Linked DNA regions of Homo sapiens: region 2 is linked to region 1. Evidence: read pairs that join two places in POLR2A ChIA-PET (ENCODE). Cell type or tissue: PC-3. All regions are shown on one strand. Each heading gives the region's core, and the rest is flanking DNA. Links, peaks and the distances in the headings are about the cores only.

Region 1 (11,191 bases), core at 3,340-5,839:
CATTACATTACAAAACAAGCTTTAATGCTTGTTTTCCTACCTCTGCTTACATTAATTGTAACTTGTTTTAGTCAGGAGAGATTAGATACTACTAGTCTAGTAACAAAAAAATCCCCAAATCTCAGTGGTGTAGAAATAAAAGCTATTTTATCCTTCCATGCTACATGTCCATCTAGGGACAAATAAGACTCCAATGTTCTCTTCTTTCAACAACCCATGCTGATAGAGTGCGCACAAATTTATATTTGTTCTTCAATATTCTGTTTGGAAATGGCAATATTCTTTTCCATTCATGTTTCATACTAAGATGCCAAGACTGGGGAGAAGTGCATCCCTCCTACAGGGAGAGCAGCAAAAATCTGCAAAACACACACACCAATGTAATTTATTACATGATCATTTTCAATCTCTTTCAAATCTCAATGATTTCATTAATTTGATCTTCTCCACTCCACCTTCAGATGCTCTTTTTTCTTCAACTTTTGCCGTTTGTACTAATAATATTGCACATCTTACAATGCGCTAGGAGGGGTCAAAACATTTATTTTTTAAATGACAGATAGTAAACATTTTAGGATTCATATTGTAAGTCTCTGTGGCTACTACTTGACTCTGCCATTGTAATGCGAAAGCGGTCATGGACAATACATAAAGAAATCGGCACCACTGGGTTTCAATAAGTCTTTATTTACAAAAGCAGGTGGCTGGTCTTCTGTTGTAATTTGTAGACCCCTTAGCTAGAGCAATGACTGTCCAACCTGAATGTGCATTGGAAGCATCTGGAGGGATATTAAAACATAGATCGCAGTGTCCCATTCTCTTAAAGTTTCTGATTTGATAGGCTTGGGGAAGGGCTTGAGAACTTGTCTTTTCAACAAGTTCCAGGTGATGTTTTTGCTATTGGTCTGGGGACCACACATTGAGAACTCTCGACCTGTAGTACAAAGACAATGTTCTGTAGTCAATGACCTATTATTTGTGATCAAAAAAGGAATTTAAATAAATGAAAAATATACTATACAATTGAGGGAAAAGCAATGTTTATGATTCATTTTTTCATCAGCATATTCTTTTCTTCACAAAATCCAAGTGACCAAACTTAGCCAGAGACTGCCCTGAATGAAATATTTATTGGCTACATAAATGAGTTACAATAAAGTTAGCATTCACCTTGTTATAGTGACACAGCATACAGTGTGTAAATATTACATTTTTCCGTGCCTCCCTTCACGTGATAGACAGGTCACGAAATTGTTTTGTTTGTAAAGTCTCCCCAAGCCATTTCAATTTGTCACGATACACAAAGCTTGGCTACACCACCTACATCAACACATTTGTATTCAGTGAAACAAAAAGATTTCAGACAGTCCCAATAATTTTATTCTTTTTCAACACTAGCATTGAAAAGACATTGTTATTTGTGTACAGTCCTCCTGTAGGGAGACATATTTTTAAAACTGTATTGAGACTCTGTACTCTTGAGATTTTTTATAGAACAAAATTAAATGATTATCTGAAATATTGTGGCATTCTTGATGTCTGAATAATAAAATGACTTAGAGTCTTAGAAAATACACGATTCTTGGTGAATATATTTAAGCAAATGTTTATTCAATAGTTAGCACTTTAATAGTGAAACACAAAGAAAGATAATCATGGTTAAAGAATGCAAAGTTGTTTTGTGGCTTTTGGAGGAATAGGTTTTCAACAATAACACTTTTCATTGTAATATTTTATTGCCATTATAATATTCTATAAAGTTTTAGGTAATTATTAATAAATTCTCTCATATAAAGAGAAATTAACATTAATTTTTAAAATCTTACAATATTTAAACATGACAAAATTAAAACAGACCAGACTAATGTATATAGTCTTAGCAATCTTGAGTTCTTCATAGACTCTGAACCAAGTTAAATCAGCCTAGAAACAAGTAAGTGAATTAGGAGAAATTGCTTGAGCATGGTTATTGTCACCAATAAGCATCTGATTCTCGTTTAGACAATTAAACATTGAGACAGCTTCCAGGTAAACGTAATTAATTGTCTTGATTCACAAAAAAGACTCAAGCGACTTAGTGGAGGAAAGACTAATAGAACCCAAGATTTTTTCCTCCCAGGTGACAGTTCTCTGATATGCAATAGATCTCAAGCATTTAAAAAGCAAAGCTTCGGGTGCTAACCCAGGTGCTATCACTTTCTCAGCGCCTAATCTTCACCCGCTGCTAGGCTCGTTTAATGAGTCTTCTGAGAGCTAAGGAGTCCTCGGATTCATTCAAAGCATTCTACAATGAACGCTAGGGGGGAAAAAGAACAAACAAAATACATTTCAAATATAGGATTCAATTACTTTTCACTACTCAATGATGTGTCAAAGGCACGCTGTGTTTTGTTTTGAGGGCGGGGAGATGACAGGAGGGAATCCTGGGCCCCCATTGGCTCGCCGCTCGCCGCTGCAGTTGAGCTCCAGCCGCTCCGAGAGCATTATTGATCTGAAGGGTAAATGTGGAGGGAGCCACAGAGAGGGGTCCAGGCTTTTCTGAGAAGAGAGGCAGCCTCTTCCAGGAAGAAAGTGGTGTCTACTGGCTGCCCGGCCTGGAGAACCTTCTTTGAATGAAAACGGACAAAATGCAAAGCAGTGTGTTGGCACAGTGATTTGGAAAGGGGAAACAGAAGAGAAGGGTCTCACCTTCCGCGCAAGGCTGAGCTGTTGGCACCCTGCTGCGGCCGTCGGTGCTGCTGCTCCTGCAGCTGCCTTTTCTGCCATCAGGTAAGGCTTCCGTTTTTGATTGGGATTGCACCGCGTGTGTGTGATCGCTTCAGGGTGCATGCACAGAAATTCATACATGATTAATAAAGTGATGCCTAGCGTAGTGAGAAGCTGAACGAAGCTGCACACAGATCTGGCAGCTGAATTAGGAGCTTGTGCGTGGTTTTGCTTTGGGAAACTTCGGTAAGTTCTAAACAAGTCTCTGGTCCTCAGACCGTGAGAGGTTACGTGAAAAGAGGAAGGAAAGAAATGTTTTAACCTCAAATGCATCTTAGCATGGCTAAATTTTCAAATGAAAATAAGTAGGTGTGCTAGATGTCCAACTAGTTATTTTATAAATGGCTTTATAGATATCTGATTTTTACAACAAAATAATGAATGCTTTATTTTCAAAGAGCTTCCAGAGATGCCGACCCCCCTCACTCATTTCTCCACTGACGCTGAAATTTATGAACTTCATTCTTCATTTGAAAAATACCACTGTAAAACCATTTAAATGTTTTAATGGCCTGCCTCTCATGGTACAGCCATTTGAGTTTCCTACCACAAAACTAATCTGGGACAAATGAAAGAGATAGATTACCAGATCTGCTGTGGGTTATATAATATGCATTTCCAAATTATTTTAAGGTTATTGATCATTTGGTGATACATTTAACAAGGAGGAAATATGTGTGATATAGGACATAATGGCAAATCATTTTTCAAAAAAGACCTTCAGCATTTTATAAGTATTTTCTTATGTTTTTAACATCATTATTTGTTTTTTGCTACATCGGGACCACAGTGTATTTAGAACCTCTGTACTTCAGAGTACCTGATATCTCTTATACACATTTCTCTGTACTCTCTGGAGAGGGAACTGACATACTTCTGGCTGATTCTGCGACCATTTCATGATTCTCAATTTCTCATCGAGTATTTTGAAGCTCATTCACAAACTGCTCAGCTAGAAAATTACCTTACATACTGAGGGGGAAAAATTCAAATAGAGTAGATTCTGAAAATGTGTTTACAGTTTTAAATTACACTATACATGACCAAAACAGGAAAAATGCAACCATGCCAAGCAGGTATTAGTTTGCTTGATCTTCACTGTATACCTGAGCAGTTGTAAGGTTATAAAATAATATCCAGACACACAGCTGTCAAGAAATACTGAACCTCATCATTCAGTGGCAGCGCCTCATCATTAAATTATCCTAGACAATTTAAAATATCATCTTATATATTTTTATTATTATGTCAACAGGAGAATTCAACCGAGTAAGTTTTTATTATAAATAATTCCATGATTCTAGCAGAATGTCTCTTCAGAATTGAAAGGCAGATGGTTACTTTGCCCAAACCATGAACAGGTGATTGACGAATTGTTTTGGAGTGGTTGAGTGGATAGCCACATGCAAAACAGGGGCTTCCCTTTAACTAATTTAACTGATACATCGAGTTATTCAGCAACAATATTTAGAAACTGTCTCTCCACCTTCTATGAAAACTACTGAAGTAAAAAGAGGTTTTCAATTAAGTTGAAAATCGAATTCTAGAACATAACATATTTTTCTCTTAATAACTCTTACTTCAGAGACCAGTTTCCAAGATTAGCCCTGGCATTGTTAATCCCCTTCCCCATTAAAAAAATGTTTTTGATTTTCTGTGTTGTTCAGTTAATCTCTGCTTGCTGTGTTCTTAACTTCTACTGTGGTGTGCCATTTCCAAGCAGTAGGGGGAAGTTTTTAAGCCACGAATGCTTTTTTATTTTCTACTCAAACTCACTCCTCTCACTGATCTGCTTAGTGATGTGATCATTTTAGATAATTCCTACAAAAAAGAGAAAGCTGCATTATTGTTGGGGGGAGGGGGAGGGAGTGTGAGTCATTTCTTCCACACACGGAATGATATGTATTAAGTTCTTACTACAGTACAAACAGTGTTTAGTTTATGGGGAAGAAAATTTCTCTTAATGCCTCATGTGACGTACTTACACCTCATATAACTCTGTCCTTTGAGGATGGAGCATAAAACTGATCTCCTTAAATTGAGCATCTTTTGAACCTGATATTTTGGCAGAGCCTATTTCATGTAACAGTCTGGGATATAGGTTGAAATCAATCCTTTATCATTATGAGATTAATAAGGATATATGTCACTCTTGCCTCTTAAAATGCATTGTGATGAACATCAAATCAGTCTTGCCATGATAGGAGGATTCATAGAGTGATGGCTGTCTTTAAAAGTGAGCCATGTTTTCATGTAAAAATATAAAATCTAAGGGCTTGGGTAATAAAATGACCTACTAGCAGACTCTGTTGTAAATTTCTTCCTACTTCCAAAGGGAAAGAGTGATTACAGATGTCTCATTTAAAGTAAGATATTATCCTGTTCATCTTCTAGCAAATTATTGCTGTTTTAAAAGTAATTATGTCAGAAATTATCATGTGATCATTACATCAATAGAGAACATTTTGCTTATAATCTAGTACCAATTGATATTCCTATTTGTGTTAAATTATAGGTGGAAAATATTTATCCTTCCTGTTTAACAAATATTGCATTTTATTTTTATGAATAGGCTTAAATAGTACCCAAAAATACATTTAATTGTTAAATAAATGAAAATGTATTATTTTTACTGGGAGCTTTTTATTTTGCTAATACTGAATAACTGAACAATTTAAACTCAGAGCTTTTAAAAGCCTTTTAACTTTCAGCTTTAAGACAGTTGCAGCTTTTTCCTGACTTACTATGCTAGGAGGGTAATATATCATAACCAAACTTTAAAAGGAAAATGTGTGTGTGTGAATGTGTACTATGCTGCCTGTATTGAATATCAATAGTAGTTACTCAAAGTTGTTTTTAAGCATCTCATCATAAGATGATTAATAAAATGGAGTAAATAACTTTTTTACAACATATTAAGTGAGAGTTATGACTGTTCTAAAATTACAGATGAACTCTACATAATGTTATTCTACGTTTTGTGAGATTATAGATAAATGCTTTGAATTCAATTATTCAATTACTCAATTATTAATTATCACTTCATTTAGTAAGCACCTGTTAAATTATTGAAAACAAGGCATATGTTTACCAGTCTTATAAATTTAGCTGTATTCAGATTTGTGTCTATCATGTTATAGCTGATGGTATTAAGGGATAAATTAAATCTTCATTATGCTTCAGGTATTTTTTTACAGTGGTTTTCTTTCATAACCCTTGCTCCATGAATATTTAATCCATTGCTCTACAGATGGATTTATATTACCTTGAATGTAAGATATGTGTTTCTTGAACAATGTAAAATTCTTCTTAAAATATATACATCTCATGCATATATCTGTGAAGGTTCTAGTGAGAAACAATGAGACTCCAATCTGTACACCGATACCCATTAGGGAAATACAGGACTTACGTATTATTCCTTAAATCTATGTGTTCAAATGGATATATGTTACTCTTGCCTCTTCAAATGTATTAAGTTTTTACTATGTGTTCAAATGGCTGAATGATGCATGCTTGGTTCCAAGTCCAAATACATAGTCAAACATTAGGACACAGGTAGTGTATTTAGACTTACCGGCAAAGCACGATGCTAAATACAAGTAAGGTTGAATATACCTTTAGTACACCATAAAATCAATAGGTTCTATAATTCCAATTTCCTGGAAAATTATTATAACATACAAAAAAAATCCCCCATGTACAAAGATGAGAGTCCTGATGCACCGTCTACATGATGATGTGGAAAGTTCAAAACTTGAGTCAGACAATTGTTTGAAACCATAGTTTAAGGATTATTACATGAGCAATTTGGGAAAAGTTATTTAACTTTTTGAACTTTGAGTTATTCTGTTAATTTAATTTGAATTACCCCACAGATAACACTTATCATGGTCAGGTCTTTCTCCTTTTAACCTTCCTCATCTCTAAGCTAGATTTGTAGAGGATAACTACAGCCACAGCTGGAACATGGGGTTGGAAGAAAATATGTAATGTCCAGGGTTTGTTATGTGTTGAATTTTGTCACGTTGGGGTAAAAGGGGTTCCCAAGTGACTTGTCTAAAAAAAAAACATTTTTTGATGAAATGTGAGTCCTCACTCTGAAGAAGCACAATATATCCTAAACTTTATATGATATGATGAGAAAAAAAAATCCACACTTACGTACAGCATAAAAAAAGTACAATACAGAAAATAAAGATTTCCAAAATGGGGAAGAAAGACAGATTATCTACAAAATATAACAATTAGACTGAATCAGTATTCTCAGTGACAGCAAGGAGAGCCAAGAAATGTGTACCCATAATTCCATTATAACTCAAATAAAATAATTGCCAAGCTAGAGTTACACACTGAAGAAATTCTCTTTGAAAAGTAGAGACATTTTCAAACAAACAAAATCACCAGCATCCCTCCCTGATAAACTAACTAACCAATGTGCTTCAAGAAGGAAAATGATCCCAGACAGAAGATCTGAGATCCAAGAAGGACTGGGAAGCAAAGAAAATGGAGACCATGGGGGTGTGGGTAACAAACTTTGATCGTGTATGAACAATAATATTACAAATTTATGGTGTTACATAATTGAACTAAAATACTGGACAAGAATAACAAAATTGGGGGATAAAGTCTTGCAAGATGGTTACACTGTTTGAAGGAAAGAATAGGCTATTAATCTGGCACCACATTAGGTAAGTTAAAATGTAATCACTAAAAAGCAGCAATAGTATCAGTAATTGATTGATTAAGTAGATAAAACAATCACTTGAAGGTTAAAAAAAGAATGCTTTCAATGGACAGACATGGATATTCCTGGAATTTGAAAAATTAGTAAGTTTACATTGTGATGAAAGTTTTGCCATCATATTTCAAAAGGTTAACATGTCAAATAAAGAGACAACAGGAGGTAACCAGAGAGTTAGTACATAATGAAGGGAAATTTGTAGTATTTTGTTTTATAGAGACTTGAACACATGAATAGATAAAATAGAAAACATTAAAAAGAGACTGATCACCAGGCATGGTGGTGCACACCTTTCATCCCAGCTACTCAGGAGGCTGAGGCAGGAGAATCACTTGAACCCAGGAGGCGGAGGTTGCAGTGAGCCGAGATCGCACCATTGCTCTCCAGCCTGGGCGACAGAGTGAGACTCGGTCTCACAAGAAAAAAAAGAAAGAAAGAAAAAAAAAGAATAAAAGAAAGAGGCTGATCATACAGTAAAAGGGAATTAAATGATGGATTAAAGTTTTAGTGAACATGAAAGTTTATAATATCTGGAGGATAGATGAGGGATACAATTAGAAAATGTCATTAATTTTAATAATGCCAGTGATATACTATTTTTTTAAAAATCATATAATTTTATCTGGCACTTCAATGTTTATTCAAAAAAGGATTATTAGGAAATAACCAAAACGTGATGCTAATTAAACGATCAAAAATAATACTTTTAAATGTAATGGAAAGAGCTTCAAATGCTCAGTAAATGTTGAAAACCAGAGGAAATTAACATTAATAGTTTCCATTCTACAGTGAAAATATATTTTGGGGTGCTATCATCAGCACTAAATGAAATGATGTATTTAAGACGATTTCTGAGTAAAGAATGTAGGAATGATTGAAGTAACAGCAGATAACAATATACCCAAATGAAGTGTCTTCCTGCAACTTTCTGAGTCAATATTTCCATGAGGGGTTGCCATTATTTTAAGGGATGTGATTGCAGGCAGGTTTTAAAGCAAGATTTTACTGAAACTCTACACTTTCCTAATTACTAGGAAATGATAGTGACTGAAAAGTGCAAAACAAGCTCTTGGCAAGGCTTTAAGTTATATGTTTACTTAGGTAAGAATAGAAAACCTCAAATAAATTTCTCAAGTAAAAGAGTGTCTTATAGTGAGAAATCTAGTTATATTAATAACTATCCAGGATTTGTGCTTTAACACCTACTAGAAGAAGATCACCAATATAAGATCCTACAAGAAGGAAGCCCAGTATAACAACTGTTGTTGAGAATGGAATTGGAATGAATTGTAGTCGTGTCAATAACCTAACACATAGGGCAAATTCCTATTTATATTAAACATTAACAATAAAAATTTTAACAACGGTATTAAAAAAATTCTTTCATATACTCAAATCTCAACATTTTACATTTTGCTGACAATTAATTTTTATATGCCACAATTATATAACACCAGTGATGAGGGAAAGAGGTATAAATGAAAATATATGGCATGTGATCTGCCCTGGCCCAGAGGTTTACACACACCTCCAGATAGGGATATTGTCAAGCAGGTGTTACTTTTTAAAAACAAAAGTGAAGGTCATGCTTATTTAAAACACACAAAACATCACAAAAGCACAGACCTGTCTCATAGAGTTTTGGCTGGATTGTAAAATGTGGAATCTTTGGGAAGTAAATTTGACAGTATCCATCAAAATTCAAAATCCAGCAATTCTAATGTTTAGATGATTTTTTTCACATTAAATCTTTCATCTGCTTTTTCTTTATTAGTTTCTGGTTTTATTCTTTCATCACTGAGTGCTTCTTCTTATTCTCTTTTTCTGAGTTCTCTGTGTCTTTTGACCTGTAAATACATCTATCAGAGCATCCCAGGATACCATCATAGGCCCACTCATCTCTCTATCTAGAGAATCACTGAAGGGGTAATTGCATCCAGTAGCATGGGTTTAAATGCCATCTGGATGCTTTTTCCAAATCTATGCCTTTACTTCTAATCCCTCTGCTGACTTCAATTCAGAATGCCTGCTCAATATTTCTATCTAGGAATCTAACAGTCACTTGAAACCCAACTTGTTCAAAACCAGACTTTTCATTTCTGCCCCTCTTTACCGCACCCTAAATATACCCATTTTCCTAATCTTCTTTATCTCAGTAAATAACATAATTATCCATCCAATTTCTTAAGACCTAAGGGTCACTTCTGAGACTTTGCTCCTCTCCATTCCACCCACATGTGGTACAATATCAATTCTACTGCTTCCTGACTTCCTTCTCTAAATATGTCTTCAACCCAGTAACTTCAAAAACCCAGTAACTTCAATCCAGTAACCTCACTTCCTATACCACAGTCACCTTCGCTCCAGACACTATTGTCTCACATCTAGACTGTACACTAGTCTCTAAACAGATATTTCTGTTTCTACTTTTATACTCTCCCTTCTCCCCGACCCCAACTCATTACACAGTAGCAGATGTACACTCTCCGATATAGTATCAAAGTACTTCCCATGGCTTAAAACCAATATCTTGTCAAGCCCCTCCATTTCCTTTCTCATTACGTCAAGTTCAACACTGCCACAAGGCCTTGGCGCTCACCCAGCATCCCCCTTTGTTTCATGTAAATCTTGGTTTTATTGTCATTACATCAGAGTGATGTTCTCTAACAATTGTCTGAAAGTAGCACTTTCTTCTGCAGAAGAATCATCTCTACCCTTATCCAACTTCATTTTATAAAATAGGACCTACTTCATATCATATGATGATGCAAGCCCCATGAGGAAAGCCCTATAATAGTCGCACATAGAGGGCACATAGCAGCCCTCAATCCATTTTGTTTGGTGAACGAATAAATGAAGGAATGGATAAGAGTGCATAAATTCACCCAAAAGTATGCCTATTAAAGGAGTTTGAGCAATTTACATCATAATATGTTAAAAGTGGATATCTTGAGGGAGGGGTGTGAGACATACTCGTGAATTATAGTACTTTCTATTGTAATTTATTCATGCATTTACCTTGGCCTATAAATGTACTAATCATTAGCTGGTGATGTTATTAGTGTTAGGATTTGGTACAGAAACTGTGTTCTCCTGTTAAAATGATTAGGGGAATAAAATAAACACAATGTGAGTGTCCTTCTACAAAAAACAAGTTTTTGCAACTTAAGGCAAAATAATATGGATGAATATTGGTTATCTTTTCAACTCAAGATTTAATAATATCTCACTATGTATAATGTGCTCAATTTCCCGTGTTGTCTACAATTAAAATAAAACACCCGGAGCATACTGAAAAGGGGGAAGAAGGCCTTTCAAGTTTGCCTTAATTGGCTCTAAGATTCAGTTTTGTTATATGAAGAGAACAGAGAAGAATCAGTATTAACACCTGGACTCAACTCTATGCACTGTCTGGAGCTCCTAAAGTAGCAATTAAATGACTTAATCTTAAAGCCCTCCGAGATTTAATTCAGTAGCTCTCTTCAGAAGGGCATTGCTAATTCTTCCTGAATTGCTGCTGCTTCTAACTGCACTGCCTTAATTTGAACAGTATTTGAAATTCCATTCTCTCTAATGGATTTAATTGCATTATGAAAGTCAGCTTAGAGTGGAAACTTATTTCCTCTTGTGGAGTATCTCTCTACAGAGTCTTTTCTTTTTCTTTGAACTTGACACATATGC
Region 2 (11,191 bases), core at 5,605-8,104, 1.0 Mb after region 1:
AGTATTTTTAAGCTTATAAAGTGATTCGTAAAGCACAGAGGGCCTAGGGTTTTGGAAAGGTACAGATGGGAAACACAGCTCTGCTATTTACTCACTGGGGCCTGACTAAACTGAATAAACTCTCACTGATGCAAAGCTTTTACATAATCAAACAGAGATAATAAATAGAGTGATCAGCTATACTCATGTGCCAGAGATAATTCCATTTTATACCTATGGCCCCAAATTAATTACTCATACTGATTTGTTTTACTCTCAAAAGTGGCTCTGTTTGGCTTATAAATTATATAGCCATATTCATAATAATATACTGTGCTTCTGGGAGAATTAGGTAAATCAATACAACTAAAATATCTGACAGTAAAGATGTTTATTTTTAATTTTTTCCTTCTCCTTGTCCCTCTTATATTTTCCTCTCTTTCTCTTTTCAACGTGCTTGAGTGGAGATGAACAAGTGGTGGTTGAAAATGGAGGATCCTCAAAAGAGAAGCAGAGAAGTGAGAGTCAAAGAAGCATTTCTTTTTTTTTTTTTTTTTTTTTTTTTTTTTTTGAGAAGGAGTTTCACTGTTGTCACCCAGTCTGGAGTGTAATGGTGGGATCTTGACTCACTGCAACCTCCACCTCCTGGGTTTAAGTGATTCTCTTGCCTCAGCCTCCCAAGTAGCTGGGATTACAGGCACCCGCCAACATACCCAGATAATTTTTGTATTTTTAGTAGAGATGGGGTTTCACCATGTTGGCCAAGCTGGTCTTAAATTCCTGACCTCGGGTGATCCACCTGCCTCGGCCTCCCAAAGTGCTGGGATTACACGTGTGAGCCACCACACCAGGCCCAAAGAAACATTTCTAACAGACAAAAACATAGAAGTGATCAATGAGGTTTGGAGAATGGATATACTTAGCCAGATTAAAAAACACATAACTTTATTTAAGTCTTGGGTATAAGAAAACCCAGGTAGGAGAATGAAGTTATGAGGAGAACTTTAGACACACCCTCCTCAATCCTTTAATACATAGATTTCTGACAGCAGCGGCAATCTTTAGTCACAGATGTGAAAGCATCCTAAAGTCACCATTTATTTCACATGGTTTACATTTCTCTATTTCATATTTGCCTTGTTATTGGTCTTAGAAATTATATAGACAAGGAAATGAGACTTCTAAAGTAGTTTTTATGAAAGTTAACAAGAATCTAAGCAATACTAAAAACCATGAAAATGAAAGACTTGGTACATAAGAAATATATTTTGTTAACAAATAACAGACACAAGGGAATATATCATTTGATGAATAATGTTTCGTTCATTGCAAGTATAGAGGATGAAAAAATTATCATTTTCATTTTGCACTGCATAAAGAAGATACAATTTTAATTTCTCCTCTTTAAAAGCTAGTGTAAAAATAGGGAGTGGTTTTTGCTTTTGGTTTTTGGTTTTTGTTTTTTATTTTGAAATGGAATCTCTCTCTCTCACCCAGGCTAGAGTGTGGAGTGCAGTGGCACGATTTGGCTCGCTGCAGCCTCCGCCTCCTGGGTTCAAGCTATTCTCCTGCCTCAGCCTCCTGAGTCATTGAGATTACAGGTACGCACTACCACACCTGATTAATTTTTGTATTTTTAGTAGAGACAGGGCTTTGCCATGTTGGCCAGGCTGGCCTCAGACTCCTGACCTCAGCTGACTGCCTGCCTCGGCCTCCCAAAATGCTGGGATTACAGGCATGAGCCACTGCGCCCAGAGAGGTAGGGAGATTTTCAAGTTAATGCACATTTACACTACTTGGAGTAAAAACAATATATACCTAAATATTTAGACCATTGCAAAAAAAAAAAAAAAAAAAAAAAAGACATAGGATTTAAAGGGTTGTAAGCATACAAATGTGAAACAAATAAAATTGCAAAGACAAAAGGAAAAAAAAATCATCAAAATGTGGCTTTAGGTTGTCCCTGAAAGAATAATAGATTTTATACATAGAAATATGTAAAGTAGAAGACAAGTAAAACATTTTAGGTAAAAGCAACAAAACAGGGATGACACAGAAAATATTAAAAAAATAAAATGCGGGAAAAGACAGAAAATGTAAACCATTGTGTCCATATGTGATACACGAATATATGATGAATATTTACAAATCAAATTTGCAAATTGGTGAATGGGTTGTTATGAAAGAATTAGTTTTGTCTAAAAGAAAGCAAAATATACATGGGAAGAGACCATTACCAAATTTCATCTTTTTTAGACTACTCTCCTGTGTCTCAGAAGAAAACCAGTGAGAAGTCAAACTTGTGAGTAAATACATATCCCCAGCTAACTTAAAATTTTCAGTGTTTTTGGCCAGGCTCAGTGGCTCACGCCTGTAATCCCAGCACTTTGGGAGGCCGAGGCAGGTGGATCACTTGAGGTCAGGAGTTCAAGACTAGCCTGACCAATATGGTGAAACCCCGTCTTTACTAAAAATACAAAATTAGCTGGCCATGGTGGCATGCAACTGTAGCCCCGGCTACTTGGGAGGCTGAGACAGGAGAATTGCTTGAACCCGGAAGGTGGACGGTGCAGTGAGATGAGATCCTGTCACTGCACTCCAGCCTGGGCAACAGAGTGAGACTCCATCTCAAAAAAAAAAAAAAATTCATTGTTTTTCAAAGCTTATTTTGTAAGGTGTTAAATTTATTTATAATTTATGAAAAAACTTTTAGTGTTGCTTGTGGCATATTTTTGTAAAGTTATTAGGCAGTATCACTGAGAATTTTCCATTTACCATATATTGTTAAATGGATCAGAAATTACCTAGATAAAGACAACATAAACAAAGGTTTAAATATTCAATGGAGGTTTTAAGAGAATATTAAATGTACTTCATGAAATATATAACAATGAAAAATTATTGATGCACTTGAAATGTTGTGAACTCTTGCCAAAATTGCCGTCATGTTTATTATTGTGTAACAAGAATAGTGATTATATAAATCACTTATGTTAAAAATACATACTTTGGAGAATCAGAAACCCCAATTTTTCTGAAAATCATTAAGTAATATAAGTTGGTTTTGTACCATAGCCTATTTGGAATTGGGTTGGTTGGAATTTCTGATGCATTTGCTTTAAAAAATAATGTTACAATGGACAATTAGTTTTGCAGATAGGCATTTATTAAACATAATAAGTAGTAGAACTATAGTATTAAACGTAATAATTCGTACTTTAATGTTGTGAGCTTTGTAAGAAGAAAGGAAGAATTGGAAAAACAGAAAGAGATGTAATAAGTTTTCTTTTCTTTCTTGGGTGCAGTAGCAGAATTATTTTATGTTTAGTGCCCTATCCTCTTCTAGAACCTTGTCACATCTCCTAATGACCTTTTTTTTAAAGGTTTTCATGGAGTTTTCTCTCCAATCACTGAAAAGGGAAACTTTCCTCAAGTGTGCCCAATCCACTCAATACTTAGTAAATTGAAATTTGCATCACTCAGTCTAGCTAAAATTAAGAATTTTGAATTTTCTGAATTTTAAAAGATCTTATGGATCAACCAAATATTGTATCTATTTGGTTGACTTTCAGGCAGCACAACCAAGTCAACAGAAGTGGGCAGACAAAATGAGGAACTATGTTTTCAATCAGAGATACTACTTGCTTGACTCACCTCATGGCCATTAGCCCCCAGCTTGCTCATTTGTAGACTGATAGTAGGTTCTACCAGATCAGCAGAACCAATTGTGCCTTTTTCTTCTCAACTGTGTGTTCAAGACATCACGATAGTAGCTTGATATAGGTCATGGTGGGAGCTCTTACACCACAGCAATGAACAGACCCTGAACATTAGGGCTCATACCTGTTTTTTCTCCCTATCCCAATATAGTTCTAAAATATTTACCAGGATATAACTGACTGGAAGTTACAGTAATAGCAGGTATCTCATAGTCTTGATGTGAAGATAAAATTAGTTAATAATGGAAACGTGCTTAGAAAAGTGCCTGGAAAATAGAAAGCACTATATAAGTGGTTGCTGTTACTAAGTGTCTATTCCTCTTAAAGAATAATTTCTATTTAAAAATTTATTCGTTTCCTTCATGTTGACACACATGGATTTTCTAAAAGGGTAATTTCCCCGCTACATGAAAGAAGACAATGAGTTTTTACCTAGGAGTGATGGAAATGACCTCTCTATCCTTGCTGTGCAGAATGGAAAGACACCTCAGGCCAGGGGTAGAGAATAATGTCAGAAGACCAGTTAGCAGGCATCTGCAGTAACAGAAAAGAAGTATGAGTCTGTGATGGTGGTGACCAGGGCCATTGTGAAAAATGGTAGCGTGTCAACAGATTTGAGTGATTTTAGGAGGTAAAATAATCAATAATAGCAGTGGATTTGCTACTAAGAAGCAGATTCTAGTTCATGGAACTGGAGAGGTGGAAATACTACTTGCTGAGAGAGTGACTAGTAGGAGAATCTTCATCTAGGCATGGCAAGTCTATGATCTCATGTTTGAATATGTCAAAACTGAGACACCTTGGAGATATCCAAGTAATGTTTTGGAATAAGATGATATTTTGCCAAGTATAGTAGGAAAACTCAAAAGCTGAATATAGGCTGGAGTTAAAATAAAAAGAATGTTTAGCATAATGATAGTAAATGAAGCAAAAGGGAGAGATGAAGTTACCTAGGAAAAGGAAAGACTGAATAAACATAGCCTGCAAAAATGGTTCTTGACCACGTTTGTAAAGTAGAACAGGAGGGAATTTAATAAATGCAGCTCTAAACTCAGAACAACTAAACAGAATCTCTTTGGATGGTCCCTGGGCTAAAGCATTTAAAAAACTGTTTAACTTTCCAGATGATACCAAAATGCAACCAAGTTTGAGAATCACTTATCCAGATCTTTTCTAAGAATTTCCACAAAGGAATCTGGCAAGGAGAGAGCTGCAAGGTGGGAGGAAACTATGATAGTAGAGTGCCAGAAAACCGTAATTGTAGAGTCTCAGAAGAGATGTGCTTCAGAAAACAGGGAATAGCCAAGAGTGTTGAACACTGCTAAGACATTGCCACTGGATTTTAGTGGCAAGGAAGTCACTATATCTCAGGGGAAACTTTACTACACAATGATGGGTTCAGTCAGCAGGGTAAGGCTGCTTGTGGAGTGGTTGTTAAGTAGGCATGGGTAACAGTGTTTCTCTTGGAAAAGTTCTGTTGGAAAGGGAAAAGAAAATGATGGGGGTAACTAGAATCAGATTTGGGACAAGGGAGAATTTTTGTTAAGATGCTCAAATATGAGCAGTTTGTGTCTCATCAAGAATAACTCTATTGAGAAGAAAGTATTGAGTGCAGAGAAAACAGATTCTTTAAAAATAGCAAAATGTGTACAAATTGTTGGAGTTTAAGAAGAAAAAGTGGAGATGAAGGACACTTCAATTGAAAGAATGCTTACAGCTATAACAAGAGGTTAATACTGAAGTATGCACTATAAAGCTAACATACAATAGATACTACATAGCAGAGTATGGTCTCAGATCAGAATTTACAATGGAAATATCAGGATGCTTTTAAGGCTCTTGTAGCTTTCAGTCATAGGAAGATATTTTGTTAGTTTTTTTTCTTTTTTTTTTTTTTTTGAGATAGAGTCTCACTCTGTCCCCCAGGCTGGTGTGCAGTGGCATGATCTCAGCTCACTGCAACATCTGCCTCCCTGGCTCAAGTGATTATCCTGCCTCAGCTCCCAAGTAACTGGGATTACGGGCACACACTACCACACCCGGCTAATTTTTTTATTTTTGGTAGAGATGGAGTTTCACCATGTTGGCCAGGCCGGTCTCGAACTCCTGAGCTCAGGTGATCGGCCCCTCTTGGCTTCCCAAAGTGCTGGGATTACAGACTTGAGCCACTGTGCCTGGGCAATATTTTGTTAGTCTTTTAAAGCATGTTTTGTAGAGTGTGAAGTAGAGGGAAAATTATGTGCAGAGGATTTCTTTGGAGAAAGCCATGTGTAGTCCCTGTCTACTAAAAGTGAGTGGTAGGATTGTCCTTCCTACTCCTCTCAAGTTTGGTGAATGGGGCCTTCCATTTAGCTAAGACAAACAATAAACTCTAATATATTTTCCCAGAAAATGGGGGAAATTCATGGAATGATATGCGTCTCATGCTGAGGAAAGTTAAAATCTCCTGAAAACAGCAGAGAAAGGAAAAGAGAACAAGGCTGTGTTTGGGAAACTAATTGTATGACAACAAAAGGAATGGCAAGAAATGAGTAAGCAGAAGGGAAAACCAACCCAACATTATGTTAAGTCCTGCCAAAGAGATTCTCCTTGAAGCGAGAATCTGCCTGTGGAGTGGGTCGCCTGAAATCTGGAGGCTGAGGTCATAGTCCATCAAAGCAGAGGCAATGCCATTGGTGTGGAGGCTGCTGCAAGAGAAACTTCCAAGAGCTGCCCCCAAGTGCACTGTGCAGCTCCAGAGAAGCAAAAACCACATCATCAAGTAAGAACAGTCCAGCCTCCTAACTTTGCTGCCTCCAATGGTGAGGTGAAAACACCCCAGGAAAGGAGATGATGAAAAAAAAATTAAAAATTTGGACAGAGAAAGGCTGCTAATCCATCCAGATCCCAACTCAATGTCCCATCTGCTGCTGGCTCTAATTGGCTTGGACGTGGGTGGGGTGGCCAAGGGGAGAAGTCTTAATTTTGCATATGGATTGATGTGCTAGTTAATATGATTTATTGGAAATGTCTAACTTCCAAATCTATGTTTTTAGAATTAAAGTGAACATAGGATTATTATTTAATAGTGAGAAGAAACATCATTTACTCACCATTGTCTTCATCCAAGAAAAGACAAAGCATACCCCGACAGAAGAAAGTCTAAAGGAAGAGTGAGAGACAAATAAAAAAAAAAGTTTGTATCATATCTTACATGTTATGATTATTCAAACTGTGAGTCACACTGATGTAGGATCCTTTGAAGGTTGGGGAAGCTGAGCAATCTCCTGTGCAACATCATTTTTTTTTCTTTTTCTGTGAACTACAAGGCAAGGTCACCAACTGAGAAAGGAAGTAGTAAAGGGAGTACTTAAGCAGATATTTAAGGACAGTAGATCAGTTCAAAATAGAAGTCACAGAGAATGGTAGTCAGTTACCTTTGCAAATCTGTGTGCTTTTTAAGCAATTTTGAAGGGGCATTCAAAGTTAATGATCATAATTTATAGTAATATCTAGTTGCTTCTCTATGGTTTTCCTCAGTAAACCATCCCTCCTCCTTTAGAAGGAAGATAATTATCATCATCAAGAGTTAGGGTTTGCCAAATTGCAGCAACAAAAGTACATGGCCAAGCTATATAGGCTATAGGTTAATATACTAGAGGTGCTTCTGACATTAGAGATGATAGGTCCCAGTGGGAGTTATTGAACAAACAAACTGGTAAGACAGGAAACTATGATCATATCACCTTTGTCATATGGTTACTTCTGTTTGGAATGTTTTCTATTAGCTGACCTCACAGAACCCAATGGTATTGTCTCAGCTCGGATTCTCAGTTTAAACATTGAATAGAATTGTGTAACTTTCCTTTAGAGCGCTGGTGTTTTTTTCTGCTATTTTACTTTTTTGTGTGATTGTTTAATTGACTTCTCTCCCACTAGACCATAAATGCCATCAAGAAAAACACTTGTCTTTTTGTTTATGTGTTTTTCCTTGTCATTCCATGAAGGAGACCACTAAAAACTGTAGTTGAATCAAATATCAATAATCTGAGATACCGGAAAATTAAGCAATTAATCTACTATGCAAAGATAATTTTTGAAAGACAATTTAATATCGAGCCTTAAATTTTTCTATTGCGTTTAGCTGCTCAGAACTAGAAAAAAGTTTACAGGAATAAATTTCTCATTGTTCAGAGACAAGAAATATTGCTATTGTTACAGAAAATTTATAAATCTTAATTCATTAATATGACGGATATTGTGTGCATGGCAATTCTTATTCATGTATATGGTTAGTTAAAATCGAGAATGGGCAAATATAACATCTCAAAAGCGAAGTAATTTAACCAATAAAGTGAAGCTCTAGTGCCAAATACTTGACACTTAAAAACTATGCCCATCCTAGCCTCATCCTGGGAATGAGCAGCAGTGGATGTTTCTGTTATTACTGAGAGATTCCATTCACTGTATGTTTAGTATGCTTGACTAAAATCCAGCTTGAACCCAGCTTTGTTATCAGGATAGTTCTTTCTTATGGACAACATTTCTATTACTTTAATTTGGGCATATTGAAAATACAGCCTCAGGCTTTTAAGGAAATAGAGGGCATAAAATGTTCTTCCACCACCAAAACATTTTTTTTCTTCCTGAATCCTCCAATTTTAAAGATATGGGAAAATATTTTAATTAAAATTAAAACGACTTTTTAGAACTCTTTTAAGATCTGTCTTTCTTTCATCTCCACACCTCTATAGACAGTTTCCTATTGGCTATTGCCATTCTGATAGGAAAAATTATAATACATATAGACTATACAAATATTATATACAAATATTATAATATACAAATATTATAAAAGTTAACTAGTAATAAATAATACTGAATGAGTTTCATGCACTTTTGTATAAGTGACTTTCAAAAACAAATCTATAAAGTAGATATTGTTATACTAATTTTACAGATCAGGAAAAGAGAGATATTTTAAACGATCAGGAAAAGAGGGATGTTTAAAATATTTTGCCCAGGGTCACAGAGCTACAGGTACACAATTTCTATAAAGTTTCTTTTTACTCACACAATATGTTGTTTACTTGTATTTCCTTTTCGTGTTGTTTAAGTAAGGTGAAATAATTTTGTGTGATACATATTTAAGAAATTTAAAAAAATAAAATATTGATACAACAAAATTTTATTTCTAAGCCATTAGAAGGTAAATCACTCACACACACAAAAAGTATGCAGGATCATTTGAACAATCTAATGTTTGAATTCAATTACTGAATCAATAGTTCAGTGCTATATTTATTTTTTGAAGTTTAAATTGAAATGTAATATTTCAAATCATAGTCTATTTAGTTGGAATCAAGTGTATGTTTTTGAGTTTTTAAAAATGTTTAACATTTTCATCAATTTGAAATAATTTGTTCTTAAGCCCTCCAATATTTCTAGTGTTCTTGTATTATTAAATATGAATTATATTCACATTAGTTACTTGTATTTAGGTAACTTATTTGCAGTTAAACATTGACTTCCTTTTTTTTAAGTAACTTTAGAATTATTGTTACATAAAGATAAAATAAAATGTATTTCAAAAGTGAGTTTGTAATGGATTATTTTATCTTCTTTTTAACTTGCTATTGGTGTCATTGAATGTTGTGGTATTTTTAAAGTCATTCATTCACTTAATATATTTGTTCAGGTCCTATAATCTTTATTTTTAAGTAAAGATCTTCATTTATATTTTGTCAAGTAAATATATTTATTTTGGTGTTTTCATCAGTATCTGGAAATTTCCTGCAATAAACAAAAAAAGGAAGGTAAATATATTTTACATCCTTTTTTTTTAAAGTAGCAATGCATGTCCCCTACCTGTCCCCACTCTCCCCGCCCGACACACAGTTTAAGTCCTAATCAGTATCTTTTCAAATGACATAGTTACTGAGAGGATACTTAGCTTATAACTACCTGATTTTTTTCTACTCTTGGAACTAACAGGGAATATTATATTTAAGAATATGATCATTATAATTAGTTCACTGCATGCAATTTCCTCCTTTTCTATGGGAAAATGAAGATTTTGGCTAAGCACAATAGGTATATTTGATGAATTGTAAATATATATTTTTATTGACTGTGGACAATCTCTTGTCACCTGTTTTATTTCTCAATTTGTGTGGTACAGGTAGTGCCATTAAGATGTTTCATATGCATCAAAAGTAGGACGCCTGGAAGACGGTGGCGGTGTAATTACACAGTACATCATGAACAATCCAACTTTGGCATAGCTGAAGATTACTTCACAGTTTTGAATTAATCTGAATGACCTCAGCTTTATTGCTGTTGAGATTCCAGACATGATAAAATGTCAAGTCATTGGAAATAAACCGACAGAACCTAAACAATCTGACATGACAAATGCATAGTTTCTCTGACTTGTTCCATATTCTGCAGACTTTATTACCAGCTGTAATATTTTATTAAGAAACACTTATCTTAATGAACGTGTCTTCCACCTTACTAAAATGTATGTCTGCTGTGTAAAGAGTAGAAAATCTATTGCTCTGTATATTTGCATTTCACATGCACTAAAACTTAACACACACAAAAAGTAATCATTGCTTTACTTTTATCTTAATTTTGAAGGGGTGCATGTTAGTGGAATGCTAGTAAATCAATCATTATTGGACAATGCTATTATTTCAATTTATCACAATTTTTCAATGCCATTAGATAAAAATGGAATTTGTTGGCACTCTCTATGCTGACAACTTAAAACAAAACACCCTATTTAACTTAAATTGATAGAATACTACAAAGAATAGCTTTCTTTACATTTATTGTGACTAGCCCCATAAAATGTTCTTTTATAGAACATAAAGTTCGTATCTCAGCATATTATTGTCTTGGAAAGGGGGCTCTTTCATCTGCAGTTTGAATTATCTGATGCCCTTTGGATTACCTTTCAATGCTTTAATTTTTTTTCCCCCATATTGGAGGATCTCAACTCTGGCTAAACTCTTCACCTTCACTAACCATAATCCATTAGAGAGGACTCCAGGCTCTATCATTTTCATCGATGTGTAATTTCCTTTACTTTTGCTTTTAACCATCCAAATGTAAATGTAAAGCTAACTCATAAACCTAATATGTAACTTCAACTGGCTCTCATTGAATGGATTGGATGGAATAAACAGAAATGTCCCCAGCTCTTTAAGTGAGATGCACATGTGTTCCTAAATTTCTCATACTACTCCGCTCCTTATGACTCTCACTGTTTCACCCTTACCACTCCCACTGCTGGCCACATTTGAAGTTTGAAATCCACTATACTTGACGGCTCTCTGTCTCTCTGAACACTTGTTCAGTTATTTCCTTGATAATGTTTACCCCTAAGTTTCCTACTAAATGTCCTAATCAAGAAGGATTTCTAGTACACTATTCAACATCGACTTCCATTTCTCTCTTTTATTAGAAAAAAAATTTAGACTTTTTCTAACACTCATTTATGAGCCACG

Evidence for each region. Peaks named below come from ENCODE experiments on the same cell type or tissue, not always from the same donor. Only the 100,000 strongest peaks of a DNase experiment are listed, where the experiment ranks them.
Region 2: POLR2A ChIA-PET joins it to region 1 with 8 read pairs; 1 of 35 experiments calls an interaction of 5 or more read pairs at or near these places.

What each region holds. Positions count from the first base shown.
Region 1 is chr5:22,844,636-22,855,826 of GRCh38, reverse strand. It overlaps CDH12 (cadherin 12), which reads left to right and starts at 2,483. Exons shown (of 15, transcript NM_004061.5): 1 at 2,483-2,769. In PC-3, for the core only: no CTCF peak of the experiment used is centred there; no DNase peak of the experiment used is centred there; H3K27me3 peaks cover 402 bases.
Region 2 is chr5:21,819,559-21,830,749 of GRCh38, reverse strand. All of the region lies in intron 8 of CDH12 (cadherin 12), which reads left to right. LOC105374683 (a long non-coding RNA gene) reads right to left here and starts at 7,223. Exons shown (of 3, transcript XR_925846.3): 1 at 7,115-7,223; 2 at 6,791-6,839; 3 at 4,137-4,232. RefSeq lists an enhancer at 5,815-7,014. In PC-3, for the core only: no CTCF peak of the experiment used is centred there; a DNase peak (open chromatin) is centred at 6,969.